Regions from separate parts of the Mus musculus genome. Here region 2 is linked to region 1. A link is a loop called in an ENCODE intact Hi-C map of the cell type or tissue named here. Cell type or tissue: left cerebral cortex. All regions are shown on one strand.

Evidence for each region. Peaks named below come from ENCODE experiments on the same cell type or tissue, not always from the same donor. Only the 100,000 strongest peaks of a DNase experiment are listed, where the experiment ranks them.
Region 2: it touches region 1 in a loop (7-fold over the local background); 2 of 42 quality-filtered maps call a loop at or near these places.

The regions. Positions count from the first base shown.
Region 1 is chr9:38,801,514-38,809,513 of GRCm38, reverse strand. No RefSeq gene overlaps it. Among named protein-coding and RNA genes, the nearest start is that of Olfr922, 9.9 kb to the left of the region's middle. In left cerebral cortex, a CTCF peak has its summit at 3,619 (motif pointing left); a DNase peak (open chromatin) is centred at 3,627.
Region 2 is chr9:39,608,403-39,616,402 of GRCm38, reverse strand. Olfr148 (olfactory receptor 148) reads right to left here and starts at 2,834. Exons shown (of 1, transcript NM_146505.1): 1 at 1,902-2,834. The coding sequence starts at 2,834. The coding sequence ends at 1,902. In left cerebral cortex, a CTCF peak has its summit at 4,228 (motif pointing right); a DNase peak (open chromatin) is centred at 4,238.

The DNA of each region.
Region 1 (8,000 bases):
TGGGCCTCTCTTTCCAGTGATGGCCGACTAGGCCATCTTTTGATATATATGCAGCTAGAGTCAAGAGCTCCGGGGTACTGGTTAGTTCACAATGTTGTTCCACCTATAGGGTTGCAGATCCCTTTAGCTCCTTGGCTACTTTCTCTAGCTCCTCCATTGGGAGCCCTATGATCCATCCATTAGCTGACTGTGAGCATCCACTTATGTGTTTGCTAGGCCCCGGCATAGTCTCACAAGAGACAGCTACATCTGGGTCCTTTCAATAAAATCTTGCTAGTGTATGCAATGGTGTCAGAGTTTGGATGCTGATTATGGGGTGGATCCCTGGATATAGCAGTCTCTACATGGTCCATCCTTTCATCTCAGCTCCAAACTTTGGCTCTGTAACTCCTTCCATGGGTGTTTTGTTCCCAAATCTAAGGAGGGGCATAGTGTCCACACTTCAGTCTTCATTCTCCTTGAGTTTCATGTGTTTAGCAAATTATATCTTATATCTTGGGTATCCTAGGTTTGGGGCTAATATCCACTTATCAGTGAATACATATTGTGTGAGTTTCTTTGTGAATGTGTTACCTCACTCAGGTGACAGCAGATGCTGGCGAGGATGTGGAGAAAGAGGAACACTCCTCCATTGTTGGTGGGAGTGCAGGCTTGTACAACCACTCTGGAAATCAGTCTGGCGGTTCCTCAGAAAACTGGACATAGTACTACCGGAGGATCCAGCAATACCTCTCCTGGGCATATATCCAGAAGATGCCCCAACAGGTAAGAAGGACACATGCTCCACTATGTTCATAGCAGCCTTATTTATAATAGCCAGAAGCTGGAAAGAACCTAGATGCCCCTCAACAGAGGAATGGATACAGAAAATGTAGTACATCTACACAATGGAGTACTACTCAGCTATTAAAAAGAATGAATTTATGAAATTCCTAGCCAAATGGATGGACCTGGAGGGCATCCTCCTGTATTTCTTTAAGTGAGTTATTAAAGTCCTTCTTGATGTCCTCTACCATCATCATGAGCTATGCTCTTAAGTCAGGGACTATCTTTTCAGGTGTGTTGGTGTGCCCAGGACTAGGTGGGGTGGGAGTGCTGCGTTCTAATGATGGTGAGTTGTCTTGGTTTCTTCTAGTAAGATTCTTATGTTTGCCTTTCGCCATCTGGTAATCTCTGGAGTTAGTTGTTTTAGTTGTCTCTGGTTAGAGCTTGTTCCTCTCTTGATTCTGTTAGCCTCTATCAGCAGACCTGGGAGACTAGATCTCTCCTGAGTTTCAGTGTTCAGAGTACTCTCTGCAGGAAAGCTCTCCTCTTGCAGGGAAGGTGCCCAGATATCTGGTGTTCGACCTTGCCTCCTGGTAGAACTCGTGATACACTCACAGAGGTCTTAAGATCCAGTGGAGGGTTCTGTGGGTACCTTGCGGGTGTCCATAGACTCTGCGCTCAAGCCACCCAGGTGCTGGCGGTGACCGGAATTGTGCTGTCAAACATTCTTAAGTCATCACCAGTACATTGAATTACATAATTTTATATTAAACAAAAATTTTTAATTCCTAGAGTCAAATATGTCCCAAATAGTATTTGAAACTTGTACAAGATTACCTTAAAACCACTTATTTTATAATCAAACATTAATTTATAAAAACATTATCTCTTGTTTACATCACTGTATAGCTAAAAACTAAGGCACACTTGTATTGATCTCTATGTTCATTCCCCAAACAGAAGTCAGGATCCCTTTGTTGTTGTTTGTTTTATGCTTTTGTTTTTATTTTACATAATTGTAATCATTAAATCAGATTGTAACTTAAGCCTTTACATTGCCGTTAACATAACAAAAATCCCAAGTGTTACAAATGCCTACAGGATCCCAAACAGCATTTGTCATATTCCTTTCCTGTTTCCATTCCCCTCTGACTCTCATTCACTTATTCCATTCGCGATAGGATATACACAGCTTCAGCCCAGATGTTTTTATCATTATTAGTCTTATTATTAAAAGCATATTTTCCTGTACATCTGCTTTAAATCACACACTTCTTAAGTAAGGCTCTATGTAAGATTGATCTTTACATTTTGACATGTCTTTCTCTATATATTCTCCATTTGTATAAGCTGAAATAGACTGTCTCTGTTTGGGATTGATTTTTCCATCACTGAGTCCATGAGAGAACACAGAATAGAAGTCTAGGCGATAGGGCAATGTGTCTCAAAGCTATTTGAACATAAAATATTCTACACTAGAATCTTAATTAAAAGCTACCAATAATTAATGTACTTTTATTTTAAAAGGGAAATTATGTAGTCCCAAGCTTCTTAGGTTATGACACACATAAGGGCTGAGTTTATTCCCTTCCAATAAGGTTCCACATTAACCTCTGGTATTTTCATTCAAGAGGCAGTGTATGAAAAGAAAAAAGCTAAGTCTTGATTTTCCCTTACAGTTTCTGCTCAATTCCTTTGTACCCTTGTGTATACCAGAAATTTTAATTTTAGTTTTAAAAAAGAATCTTAGATATAGATACTGTATGATGTTTGTAATAATATTCTCCTAATATCTCTAGATCAAAGCCAAACTCGAAAAAGATACAATTAACAAATGATTTTTGATAGCTAAATTTAATGTTTAAATAAGTTTGAAATATAAGACTACACCTTTTGTTTTCACCATTACAAACTTCTTAGAGTTCATGACTCCTTGACAAAGGCTTTGTGTGTGTGTGTGTGTGTGTGTGTGTGTGTGTGTGTGTGTGTGTTTGTGTGTGTGTGTAAGCTTGACCTCATGTCCTCACACTTGAGTGGCAAGCACTGTACTAATTTTAACTATCCCCTGAGCCCTGCATTGCATTTTTCTAAGTAAGTCTGATATAGTTTTGTCTCAAAGACAAACATTTCACTGTTATATTGAACACTAAGGAGTTAATGATTTGCTGAGATTTGCTGGACAAAATACATTTGGACATTAAAATCTTATTGTGGAGATGCATTAGATCCTGAGCTTGAGGCTTCATTCTTCTTAACAGAAAAATATAATTTCTAGGAAATCATGAAGTTGAAGCAAGCTAAATAGGTTTTACAGGTTAGTGTTAGTGGCTCCTGGGGGACTGTGTGCTTTGTAAACAATGATCCTGCTGCTCATACATGACACAGCTGTTGGTGACAATGAATAAATGGTAGACAGGTTGGTTCTTGTCACTTTTATCCTAAATACTTCAGGTTTGAAAAATAAATAGCAAATTGACCTATTGTTTTCAAACATGGAAATAGGAAAAATGGTTTTAGCAAATAAAAATGTTTTGGGATATAAACAAGATATAGATAATACAAATAAAAGCAGAGTACTCAACAAAATATAGTAGAAATTGTCTCTGACATCACACATTTCAGTATACTAGTCTCTTATTTTAAATGTGTTAATTTATAATTATTCTGTACCTTTCATATTTGTCTAAATTGGAAAGCACATAAGATTGACCAATAGATATCATTGTTAATATGCATTCTTTTCTGACTCTGTATATATATATATATATATATATATACACACACATATATATATGTTGCACATATATTTTTGTGTAGATATGAAGGACTGAGGGTGACATCTAGTGGCCTGCCTTATTTGCTTGAGATAAGATCTCTTACTTCTTGGGACTTTGTGTGTTAGCCAGCTAAGCAAACCTCCTGAGCCTTCCTGTACCAGTAAGGGATTACAGGCATGAACAGTGTGTGTCCAGCTTTTGGCATGGATTCTAGTGATTTAAACTCAGTTCTTCATACTTGCACAAGAAATACAATGACATACTGGACTATTTCTATAGTTCAATAGTGATTCCTCAGTTACATATTTACTATTTTATGTAATATCATATCAGTTGATATTTATTTAATAGGCATCAGCAAGAGACGTTTCAAATAAATTAACTCTCTATTTTCAGAAAAGAATAATGGAGAGATCACTGTAGGTAAATTGGCATGTGTTCTTAGTTTGAATTTCCAACACACATATAAAAATCTAAATGTGGTAGTATCTGTATATAATCTCAGAAGACTGAGACTGAAGAAACTCTGAGGATTGCTAGCCATGAAGCCTACCAGCTGGTGAGTTCCAGGTTCAGAGAGATCCTTTTGGCAAAATAAGCTTAAAAGATGTTGGGATACATGACCAAGCCAGCTCAGTCAGTCAACAGATTCTCCAGCACAGGAGTGAGGATTAAAAGGAAAAAGTCAGTTAGACAACATTGTAGCATGACCCCAGTCAATTCTGAGACTGGAGGCAGGTTTATTGTTTCGAATCTGGTTTTATACCATGTTAATCGCATACAAATATTAAGGGTGAGTAGTACAATAAGGGATCAAGCAAGACAATAAACACAAAGTTCCAAGATCACTCCCATGATCACTGTTTCTAAGGATGATAAAGAGGTAGCCCATTCTTCTACTCTAAAATCAGATTCTTACTTCCTTGTCCTTGGCCAATGTCAGGGTCACAATAAAGGAAAGAGAAGAGTCAATCATAACTTCCCTTTTTGATCAAGTTTTTGAAGGTGGTTTCCAGTCTCCATGTTCTCTGTCCCACAAGGTCTAAAAGCTTTGAGCAAGGCAGCTTGTCCACTGTGGGATATAGGCAAGCATAGGTGGGTCAGGAACATATATCCAAAATGTCACCATTGTCAGGGAAGTCAGAAAGCTCACAGGTCAGCACCATTCTTTGTCTTAGCATCAGCATATCACACCAATCACTCTGGCAGCTAGCATGCTCCTTCAGCATCCTGAATAAAAAACACAAACAAGCCCTCTTCCAGTATTAAATAACCGATGAAGACCATGCCATGTGCCAGGATATGGATCCTTCCATTTCACCTAGGCATAAGTATGCCTGGTTGTAGGGTGCCATAGACACTCAGAGAGTTCCTTGGCATCCAAACTTTAAAAATTTTAGAATAAAAAGAACGTGATTTAAATAAATTTGTAGTATACAGGGATATAACTCCCCCTTTTTTTATTTTATGAAGATAGTTTCACAATACCTGTTTCTCAATCCTTTGTCCTTGAGGATTATAAGGAATCCCAGTAATATGGGTAATGTTAAATTGTTGACAGAAAGTCTTAAATCCTCGACTGCAATAGCCAATTCCATTATCTGTTTTAATCTGATTTGGAACATCCAGCATAGGAAAACAATGACTAATTACATTTTTAGTTGCTTTTCCTGTTAAAACAATTGCAATTAGAAAGCCTGAAAATGTGTCAAAAATCATATGTACATATTTTAATTTTCCAAAATCAGAAATATGGGTAACACCCATTTGCCATAATTGATTAGGTATAAGCTCTCCAGGATTAACACCATTATGTTTGAAATTGAGGACATTCAAGACAAGTCTTTAAAATTTAACTTGCACATTCTCTTGAAATAACAAATTGTTGTCTCAAGCTATTACTAACTTGATCATGTAAAGAATGAGATTGTTTGGCTAATTGTTCCTCTGTAAGGCCTATAACGTTTCTGGTATACAAATCTGCTGTGACATTGCCATAAGGGGTTTTATCCAGGCAATCCAGGATAAGCTCTTAAATTTCCAAAGACAGTCCTTTAAAGGAACAATACTTTCTCTTAACTTGATTTGTATTTGCATAAATAGCTGCAAAAATTGAAAATTAGCCCTTCTGGCCCACTCCAGCACTGGGGTGCCTTGCCTGCGGAGTCTCCAGACACCTGTAAGGAACCACACAGGATTCCCCACGGGATCCTAAGACCTCTGGTGAGTGGAACACAGCGCCAGCTCCAATCCAATCACGCAGGACCTGAGACTGCATTAATTAAGGAAGCAGATAACCAAACTGATCAGGGACACAAGTCCCTTCCGATTCACTCCAGCAGAGGAGTTCCTTGTGTGCAGAGTTTCTGGACACCCCCAAGGTCCTCACAGGACACTCCATGGGATCTTAAGACCTCTGGTGAGTGGAACACAACATCTGCCAGGAGGCAGGTTCGAACACCAGATATCTGGGCACCTGCCCTGCAAGAGGAGAGCTTGCCTGCAGAGAATACTCTGACCACTGAAACTAAGGATAGAGCTACTCTCCCAGGTCTGCTGAAGGATGCTAACATAATCACCTGAGGAACAAGCTCTAACCAGAGACAATTATAACAACTAGCTCCAGAGAATACCAGATGGTGAAAGGCAAACGTAAGAATCCTACTAACAGAAATCAAGACCACTCACCATCATCAGAACCCAGCACTCTCACCTCACCTAGTCCTGGGCACCGCAACACAACCAAAAAGCTAGACCCGGATTTAAAAGCATATCTCATGATGATGGTAGAGGACATCAGGAAGGACTTTAATAACTCACTTAAAGAAATACAGGAGCACACTGCTAAAGAGTTACAACTCCTTAAAGAAAAAACAGGAAAACACAACCAAAGACGTAGAAGCCCTTAAAGAAAAACAAGAAAAGATATCCAAACAGGTGATGGATATGAACAAAACCATACTAGAGCCAAAAAGGGAAGTAGACACAATAAAGAAAACCCAAAGTGAGGCAACGCTGGAGATAGAAACCTTAGGAAAGAAATCTGGAACCATAGATGCAAGCATCAGCAACAGAATAGAAGAGATGGAAGAGAGAATCTCAGGTGCAGAAGATTCCATAGAGAACATCGGCACAACAATCAAAGAAAATACAAAATGCAAAAGGATCCCAACTCAAAACATCCAGGAAATACAGGACACAATGAGAAGACCAAACCTACGGATAATAGGAGTTGATGAGAATGAAGATTTTCAACTTAAAGCGACAGCAAATATCTTCAACAAAATTATAGAAGAAAACTTCCCAAACCTAAAGAAAGACATGCCCATGATCATACAAGAAGCCTATAGAACTCCAAATAGACTGGACCAGAAAAGAAATTCCTCCCAACACATAATAATCAGAACAACAAATGCACTAAATAAAGAGAGAATATTAAAGCAGTAAGGGAGAAAGGTCAAGTAATATATAAAGGCAGGCCTATCAGAATTACACCAGACTTTTCACCAGAGACTATGAAAGCCAGAAGATCCTGGACAGATGTTATACAGACACTAAGAGAACACAAATGCCAGCCCAGGCTACTATACCCGGCCAAACTCTCAATTACCATAGATGGAGAAACCAAAGTATTCCACGACAAAACCAAATTCACACATTATCTTTCCACTAATCCAGCCCTTCAAAGGATAATAACAGAAAAGAAGCAATACAAGGATGTAAATCACGCCCTAGAAAAAGCAAGAAAGTAATCCCTCAACAAACCAAAAAGAAGACAGCCACAAGAACTGAATGCCAACTCTGACAACAAAAATAAAAGGAAGCAATAATAAATTTTCCTTAATATCATTAATATCAATGGACTCAATTCCCCAATAAAAAGATATAGACTAACAGACTGGCTACACAAACAGGACCCAACATTTTGCTGCTTACAGGAAACCCATCTCAGGGAAAAAGACAGACACTACCTCAGAGTGAAAGGCTGGAAAACAATTTTCCAAGCAAATGGAAGAAACAAACTGGAGTGGCCATTCTAATATCGGATAAAATCAACTTCTAACCCAAAGTTATCAAAAAAGACAAGGAGGGACACTTCATACTCATCAAAGGTAAAATCCTCCAAGAGGAACTCTCAATTCTGAATATCTATGCGCCAAATGAAAGGGCAGCCACATTCATTAAAGACACTTTAGTAAAGCTCAAAGCACACATTGCACCTCACGTAATAATAGTGGGAGACTTCAACACACCACTTTCATCAATGGACAGATCGTGGAAACAGAAACTAAACAGGGACACAGTGAAACTAACAGAAATTATGAAACAAATGGATCTAACAGATATCTACAGAACATTTTATCCTAAAACAAAAGGATATACCTTCTTCTCAGCACCTCATGGGACCTTCTCCAAAATTGTCCATATAATTGGTCACAAAACAGGCCTCAACAGATA
Region 2 (8,000 bases), 810 kb before region 1:
TAGATTGGAGATCTTCATGGGGAGCCCAAAGACTATTCTTCTTCAAATAACTTAATTCTACAGGCCAAGTTTGTCAGAGCAGAGATAACATTATCTTGGAAGAATTGGGTTCAAGAATGCTAAAACCAGGAAGAAATCCTAAAGAGCCATGCTCTGAAAATAGTCAGACAGACAGACAAACAAATAGACAAGCAAAAAACTACATTTTGTATCAGCATCAAGTTGCTAGCACAATACAAAGAAGGGAGGCACTGGACTTGGCCCAGTTGAGGTTTAACTATCAATAGACTGTTGCAGGAGTTCAGATTCTAACTACTTTTGCTAAAGGAAAAAAACAAACAAACACATATATGAAAATTGAGTCTTCAGTGAGGCCAGAGTGTATCCAGGACCTGTCCACAGTATGTATTATAAGACAGTTCCCAAAGAAGTTTGTAATATCAAAAGCTCTCTGGAAAAATTATGGGGTATTTTAAGCTCGTCATGAAGGTCAGCTCCTGGAGGGGTGAGCAATTGGGAACAGAAGTTTCTTAGTGAACTAAGATATGTGTTTCAGGTCCATAATGCCCATTCATGTGAGATTTTGTGTCTGTTATTTGAGATTTATAATACTGAGAACTCTTTCATAGAGAAGATAAATTTTACTTCAGAGGACACATGTGTACATGTATGGCGATGATAATTATGAGAAGGCATCACAGTGACCAGACAATACCAAGTCTTATAAACCCCCCATGTTATTCTTCCATAAGCAGGGAACTGACATGCCTGTGGGCAGAAATCCAGAGTAACCCCCTCCTAAGTAAAGCGGAAGTATGGCATGAGATTGATCTGACACAGCGGAGGGATGAATAGCATCACAACGGTCTCCAATCTTCATCCAGGACATATGTCTGTGCTGAGGACTGTAGATGTCAGAAACCTCTCTGTTGTTTCTTCCTATGCCCTTGGATTCCTTAAACATAATTCAGGCCTACTTACCTCTGTAGCTGGCTATGAATTTACTTAGGGGAGTGCAAGGTTTGTAGAGGCAGAAGAACATAGAAAGTTTTATAGGCGTACCACATGTGTTCAGGTATTTCATCTTCTGCTTATTTATTTATTTATTTATTTATTCAAAACTTGGAATTAAAGGTTTATACTAAGAGGCAAATCTTATTTGCAGAGAGGGGTTTTTTGAGGTTTTGTTGTCTTTTAATATCTCTATGTGCTTTGATGATTGTTTTCTTTAAAGGGTTCATATTCAGGAGTAGAAAATACAACTACTCCTATTTCTTCAAAACAACAAAGCAATCTAAACAACAAATTTAATTTAAATTGACAGGAAATTTAACGTAATTTGGGGCAGATTGTGTGACCATATAACATCTTACTGTTGCAAAAAAATGTTAGGTCATTTTTAAATAATAAAATAAAATAAGATTTAATACAAAACACCAAGTAACACTTTGGAACAAAACATACAAACACAAGGAAAAGAACACAACAGAAGATACAAAAAACAGAGGCCCACTGGTTCTTACATTCAGCAGACCCATAAAAACACCAAACTGGAAGCCATAATGAACAAGCAGAGCACCTGGTGCAGACCCATGCAGGCCGTTTGCTTGCTGCCTAAGCCTCTGTGAGTTCATATGATTTTTGCTCATGTTGATTTAGTGGCCATTGTTTCTGTGGTGTTGCTCATGCCTTCCGGCTCTAACACTCTGTCTCTTCTTCCTCTGGGTTTTCTGAGTCCAAAGGGGAGGAATTAGATAGAGATATCCTGTTTAGGTTTGAGTGTTCCAAGGCTCTTATTCTCTGGTAAATATCTGGCTGAGGGTCTCTGTATTTGTTCCCATCTGCTGAAGGAAGAAGAAGCTAAGAGATAAAGTTTTGTATACCATCATTAAGTGTACAATTCATTTCTGACCATGAAATGTTATATTCTGGAAAACTCTCCTTAAGGATCTCTTCACTTCCTTGTTCCTCAATGAATATATTAAAGAGTTGAGCATGGGTGAGACAATATTATTTAATATCTGCACCACAGCCCCAAGCAGAGGGTTTGGTGTGCGCTGCAGGTAGATGATGATTACAGGTCCATAGGCACAGAGAATGGCAGTGAGGTGGGCACTGCAGGTGGAGAATGCTTTCTGCCTGCCCTCTGCTGAACGGATCCTCAGAATGGCAACCCCAATGTGTACATAAGAGACACAAACACTGAAGAGAAGCATCAGAGCCAGAAAGCCAACATTGATGGAACCCACCTTCCGGGCCAACTTACTGTCAGTACAAGCCAGGGGTAAAACTGCAGGAAGATCACAGAAGAAATAGTCCACTTGGTTGGATGCACAGTAGACTAATTGAAAGGTTAAAGAGGTCAAGATGGTGGCATGAAGACAGCCCACTAACCAAGCTATTATTACCAAGCTCACACACACTCCAGGCTTCATGATAAGCATGTATCTCAGTGGGTGACATATCGCAACATAACGATCATAGGCCATCACAGAATAGAGGCATCCTTCAGTAGAACCCAGAAGGTGATAAAAGAAGAGCTGGGCGGCACATCCTTTGTAAGAGATGGCTGGACTCCTTACAGAAAGATAAAATAGCATCTTGGGACAGGTTACTGATGGGAACAACATGTCAAAAACGGATAGAAGTCCCAAGAAGAAATACATAGGTGTGTGAAGGGTAGATGAAGAAATGATTGCTGTAAAGATGAGTGAATTTCCGAGCAAGGTGAAGAAGTATATGAATAAGAACACCACAAAGAGTAAAGTCTCCAGTCCTTGTGTCTGGGGTATTCCGAGAAGAATGAATTCATTGAGTAGTGTGTAATTATCCATTATCTTCAGAGGTGGTCTTGGTGGAAACAACTGTCAACTATACATGAAAACAATGAAGCAGAATAAATATAATAAATTCAACATTAATATGCTAATCATCATTTGTGATAAAATCTAAAGTCAGTCTCTTGGCCTGTTCATGGTTATGAAACAATACCCATCATTACACAATACTAGATACATCATGCAGGAAAAAATGCTTGATTAATTGATATTCAGGAGTGCGTGTAGATAGAACACACCTGGTTAGGGTGCACTTTTTGGTAAGGACTCCCTACTGAGTCTGGAGGCAGTAAGTTTGGCCTCAGTGAATCAAAGGTTAACTAAAGAAAGAGCATCAAATAGTCTTTTCTAAGAGATTAACTGGAGAGTGAACTCATGAGCCCATTAGTTCACTATACAGGAAAATGTCTTGCACTGTATCGCTATAGTTCTATCTCTGCATACTTCAAAAGGGAAACTAAACACACACACACACACACACACACACACACACACACACACACCACATAAATAGACACACACACACACTAAATTTAACAATTTATTTTAGAAGAGAATCAAATTTAAATTTAGTTTCATTAGACTTGTCTAATCATCGCAGATGATGTTAAAATTGAATTTTAAGTATTTTCCTAGAAATACTTGCGATTAGTGAGTATTAGTATGATAATCCTTCCTGATTTTCTGTGATGTTTAACAAAATGACCTGAAAACTCAAGTTTCTGATTATTTGATTATTATTTTCTGATTATCCAATCATTTGCAGAGTTATTCAAAGAGTTCATCAAACAGACTACATGGTTATCAGATGTGAACTTGGGGGTCACAGCTTTCTTAGAACAATACAACAATACAACAATTGATGAGTTTCCTCTCATCCTGCTGCTGACAACACACTCCTGCTCTGTGCTGTTTTCTGTCTATGGAAGGATAGAAGCAAGCTCCTGAGACTCAGACATCTTTTCGAGAGTTTTGTGGCTAGTTGTCTATCTCAAAGGTGTGGTTATTAGATATTTTTGTAACAGAAACTATAAAATGTGTAGTATAAAAATACTTGAATTAATACAAAATTATATATGATCATTTTTATAGCCTTAGATACCATATTCCAGAATTACATATAATGGTGTGTATAGGTACTGGGCTTATACCATGTTTCCTTTTCACGGAGTGCCTAATGTGGCATAATTCATTAGTTCAACTGTCTTATTTCCCTAGTGCCATTTGATAATGTTCATAGACAGCGTATCCTATCAAGTTCTTTCAGTTTTAGTTCTCTGTGTTTTTAGCTGGAAGGAAGTCAGATTTCTTTTTTTGTTTTTTACTATCCTCTATTTCCAAAGAGGTTAGTTTGAATTTATTCCTAACTGTAGAAGAGGTCTTGGCCACTGGGTGGCTCTCATGCTATGCATCATTCTGCATAGCCTCCTGGGATGTTTCAGAGCCTGCAATTAATGCACAACAAATAGCTGTCATTTAAGTACTTAGTATTTGAACACATTCTTAGCAAACACATTTAAACAGGTAGTCTAGAAAACTGTGGGTTGTGATATGTGAGCTTCAAACTGTGAGAAAATAATGAATAAATAAAGGTAATATTTTGCAGTCAGAAATCAAGGCAAAATAGATGAGGAAGTAAACTTGAAACTGTGTGTTTTTCCTATCAACCACCCACTAAATGATTATTGTTGATTAAATTAGAATATATCCCCACCCTAGAAGCACTGTGAAGTTTAAATATGACAATGTTCATGAAACAACTTTGAGAATTATAGACTTCTATTGCTATCTTCTGGGAGAGGGGGCCATAAGAGAATGAAGATACGAGGAAATATTTTTAAGATTTTTTGTCTAGGTTGGTATAGGATGAGGACCACCTTGGGCTTGGTTTTGGTTAAATGATAACCATTGTTTCACAAAGTCACTGTAAAAAGTACATAAGATAACAGTTTTGGAAAGCATTGATACATAGTGTGATTTTATCCAATCATTTATTGTGATTATACTTATTATAGGTAGCTTTGTGTTAGAGATTTTAAGAAGATGCCTGCATAGAGGTAGTAGTTCCTAACTTAAGTCCAGATGGGATCATTCAAAGAAGCAGGGTTTGGCCAAGACCAAACAAAACTGGAATGCAACTTTTAGAAAGTCACCCCATAGGAACACATGAGACAAATTGAGCCATACTACAAGAACTGTTTCCAGTCTCCAGGGAGTCAGGTTGCTTACTTTTATATATCTTTGTCTCATAATTGTTTTTCTCTCTGTAAAGAATACACTAAAACTAACTTTTTATGCATAATCACATTATAATTCTCAGAATAGGACAGATGTTCAATTAATTGGGAACAAAAAATAGCTCCATTCCAACATGTCTGTGAGACAGAGAATGGGGAAAGGAACCTGGGCATCCTTCTAAAGGAGAAGGAAGCCCCCATAGTCATTTTCCACACTAAATCTATATCTCTGCATTCCTGGAGAGAGGACAATACAAAACTGAGAGACGCAGGAAGAGATGATATGAACACTTACAGGAAGAGTGGATTATAAATGACTCAAAGATGAAAGACAGAGTTCCCTCCTTCTGCTATCAGTTTCGTCTTTGTAGGTGTGCACTCCCCACCATAGTCTTCTCCTTTCCCCTAGAATTGGGTATCTAGTTTGCAGCTTCAGATCCTACTTGCTCTTCCTTTTCAGTCAGAATCACACACAGAGGTTGTTGTATATCTGCTGGGACCTGGGGTGATTTCCTTTGTCATGAGAAGCTAAATCATCCTACATCTGTGGAACTTCAAACGGCTTCTTGATCCCTGTAGAGCCCCATCCTCAATCTATCCAGAGGCTCAGGGAGACTAAGCCCTCTGAGTGTAGGAAACAATTAAAAGCAGAGAAGAGTTTCACAGTATTCAAGTGGGACCCAGCGTGTGAATCCCTTCAGACCTTGTTTTGAGGGTTGGTTTTTATCACAATGTTTGTTTTATTTATTTATTTATTTACTTTTCTAACTAGGGCAAGAATTTCATTGACTCCTAGTGTTTCCAGGGACCTTAGGGATTTCATTTGCTCAATTGTTCTTGCTTTCAGGTTCTGCCTGATTCTTTATTTCTTATCACTTCTTGTGTCCAACTGATCAGAAGTCATTCACAAAGTAATACAAGTTTAATAGAGGCAGGAAATGCTTTTATTCGAACAAGCGTATACTTATTTCAAGCAGAAAACTCTTCTAATATGAAAACAAGGGGGAAAATGAATTATTTTCAAATATTAAGTAATGGTATACTTAAGAATGACAGACTTTTGGATTGATATATCAAATCTGAAATAGTCTTAAATTCTAGTCTTTCACACTATAGTCATTTACAGAAAACAGATAATTTTATCAACCACCACCCAGGCCAAACAGACTTGTATGAGAAGATAAAGAAAATTATTACGAAGCCCCAAAACTTCCTATTACCTAGTGGTGTGATAGAAATGAAAAAGTCATAGAACATTTTGTTTTCTATTTGTTCTGGTGACAAAGAAACCTACTATATTGCCAGTCATGTATGCATTTAGTACATATAATCTTGAAAAATATATCTTTAATAGTGATATAACCACTTTATTGTTAGATTATATATTATTATGCATTTACCATTAATCTAGACTGTACTTCTTTTATGTACATAGAAGGGAAACATACAAGGAAAGAGCATGCCATCAGAGCTTATGTGCCCTGCACTTGGGGGTACCTTCCACTGCCTCAGGAGCAAGTAACGGACTTGTGGCATGAGCTGAGTGAAGTTCCAGAGGAACTTGCAAAGGGCCCATTTTACCAGACTGTACCTGAAATTAAAGCCCATGATGGTATTTTGTATTACTTAGCCCCTTCATTACCAAATATTGTCTTTGTCACTTAGTTATTTTCATGTTCTTTTATTTTGTATGTCAAGGGCTGCATGTGGAGGCCAGAGGACAACTTTCAGGAGTCAGTTCTCACCTTCCACCATTTGGATTGAGATTAAATTTAGATGGGCAGGCTTGGCAAGAAGCACCTTTGCCTACTGGGTTATCTTTCTGCCCTGTTGAGATTTTGGATGATCTATGCAGATCTTCTCTGCTGGAAGAATAGGCTAGAATACAGTCTGATGCTGTAGACAACCTTATTTCAGTTTTCGTGTACTTTTATACATGAATGTAAAAAATTCAAGAAAATTTGTTAGAATTCAGAAAAAGCATGATGAGAAAAACATTGTAAATAAACACCAATCAACACATACTAAATATTAACAGAGTAGCCTTTTGCCAGAATTTTCTCAAAACAGACCAATTTAACAACAATTCCCAGGCACATACTATAGATTATACCTGAGAAAGCACAAAAGCAAGGCAAAAGGTCATATCCAGATTCAGGGTATGTTGACCACATTGTGTTATAAAGCTATGCTCTGATATTCAACAAGAATAAACATGTCTTATAAGTTGAATGCAAATGTTTGTCAGAGCAGTAGTGAAATCAGGTCTAAGAACAATACAGGGAACAAAATATACCTGAGATAAAGGTCCTCTGCTCTTTCCCTCGAAACTCTCTCACAGTTCCCCGTGGTATTGTTCACCGTGGGCTGTTCTTTTGACTGTGTTCCAACGCTGACTCCTCATTCATTTTATCCCTTTACAGAATAAAAGCTATGAGCTAGACCCTTCAACATCATTCATGTGGAAATATCTCATAAACCATAGACCACACCTGCTAGATAAACAAGTAGGCTGCCCACATACTTTATTCTCTTTTCTTGTTTCCCCAGAACCAATAAATCAGTCACATCCCTAACAATGAAACAGAAAACTAGAAGTAACCTCCCTTCCTCCTGTTCACATCTCCTGTTTATCCCATAGATCATCCTTTTCTAATCTCCCTCCCCCAACTACATGGCTATATCCCAGGACTAAATCCAGCAGGCACCATCTCCCCTCAGCTAAATCACAGGCTACACTTGCTAGAAAACCATGTAGGCTGTCCACTTTTTCCTCTTTCTCTGTTCTCCTAGATCCAATCCCCCAGTCTTATTCTTAGTGATGCAACAGATATCAGATGTAGCCTCACTGTTTACATCTCCTGTGCATCCCACAGACCACCAAGCAATCACATAAAATAAAAATCTGACCAAAAACAAAGAATCA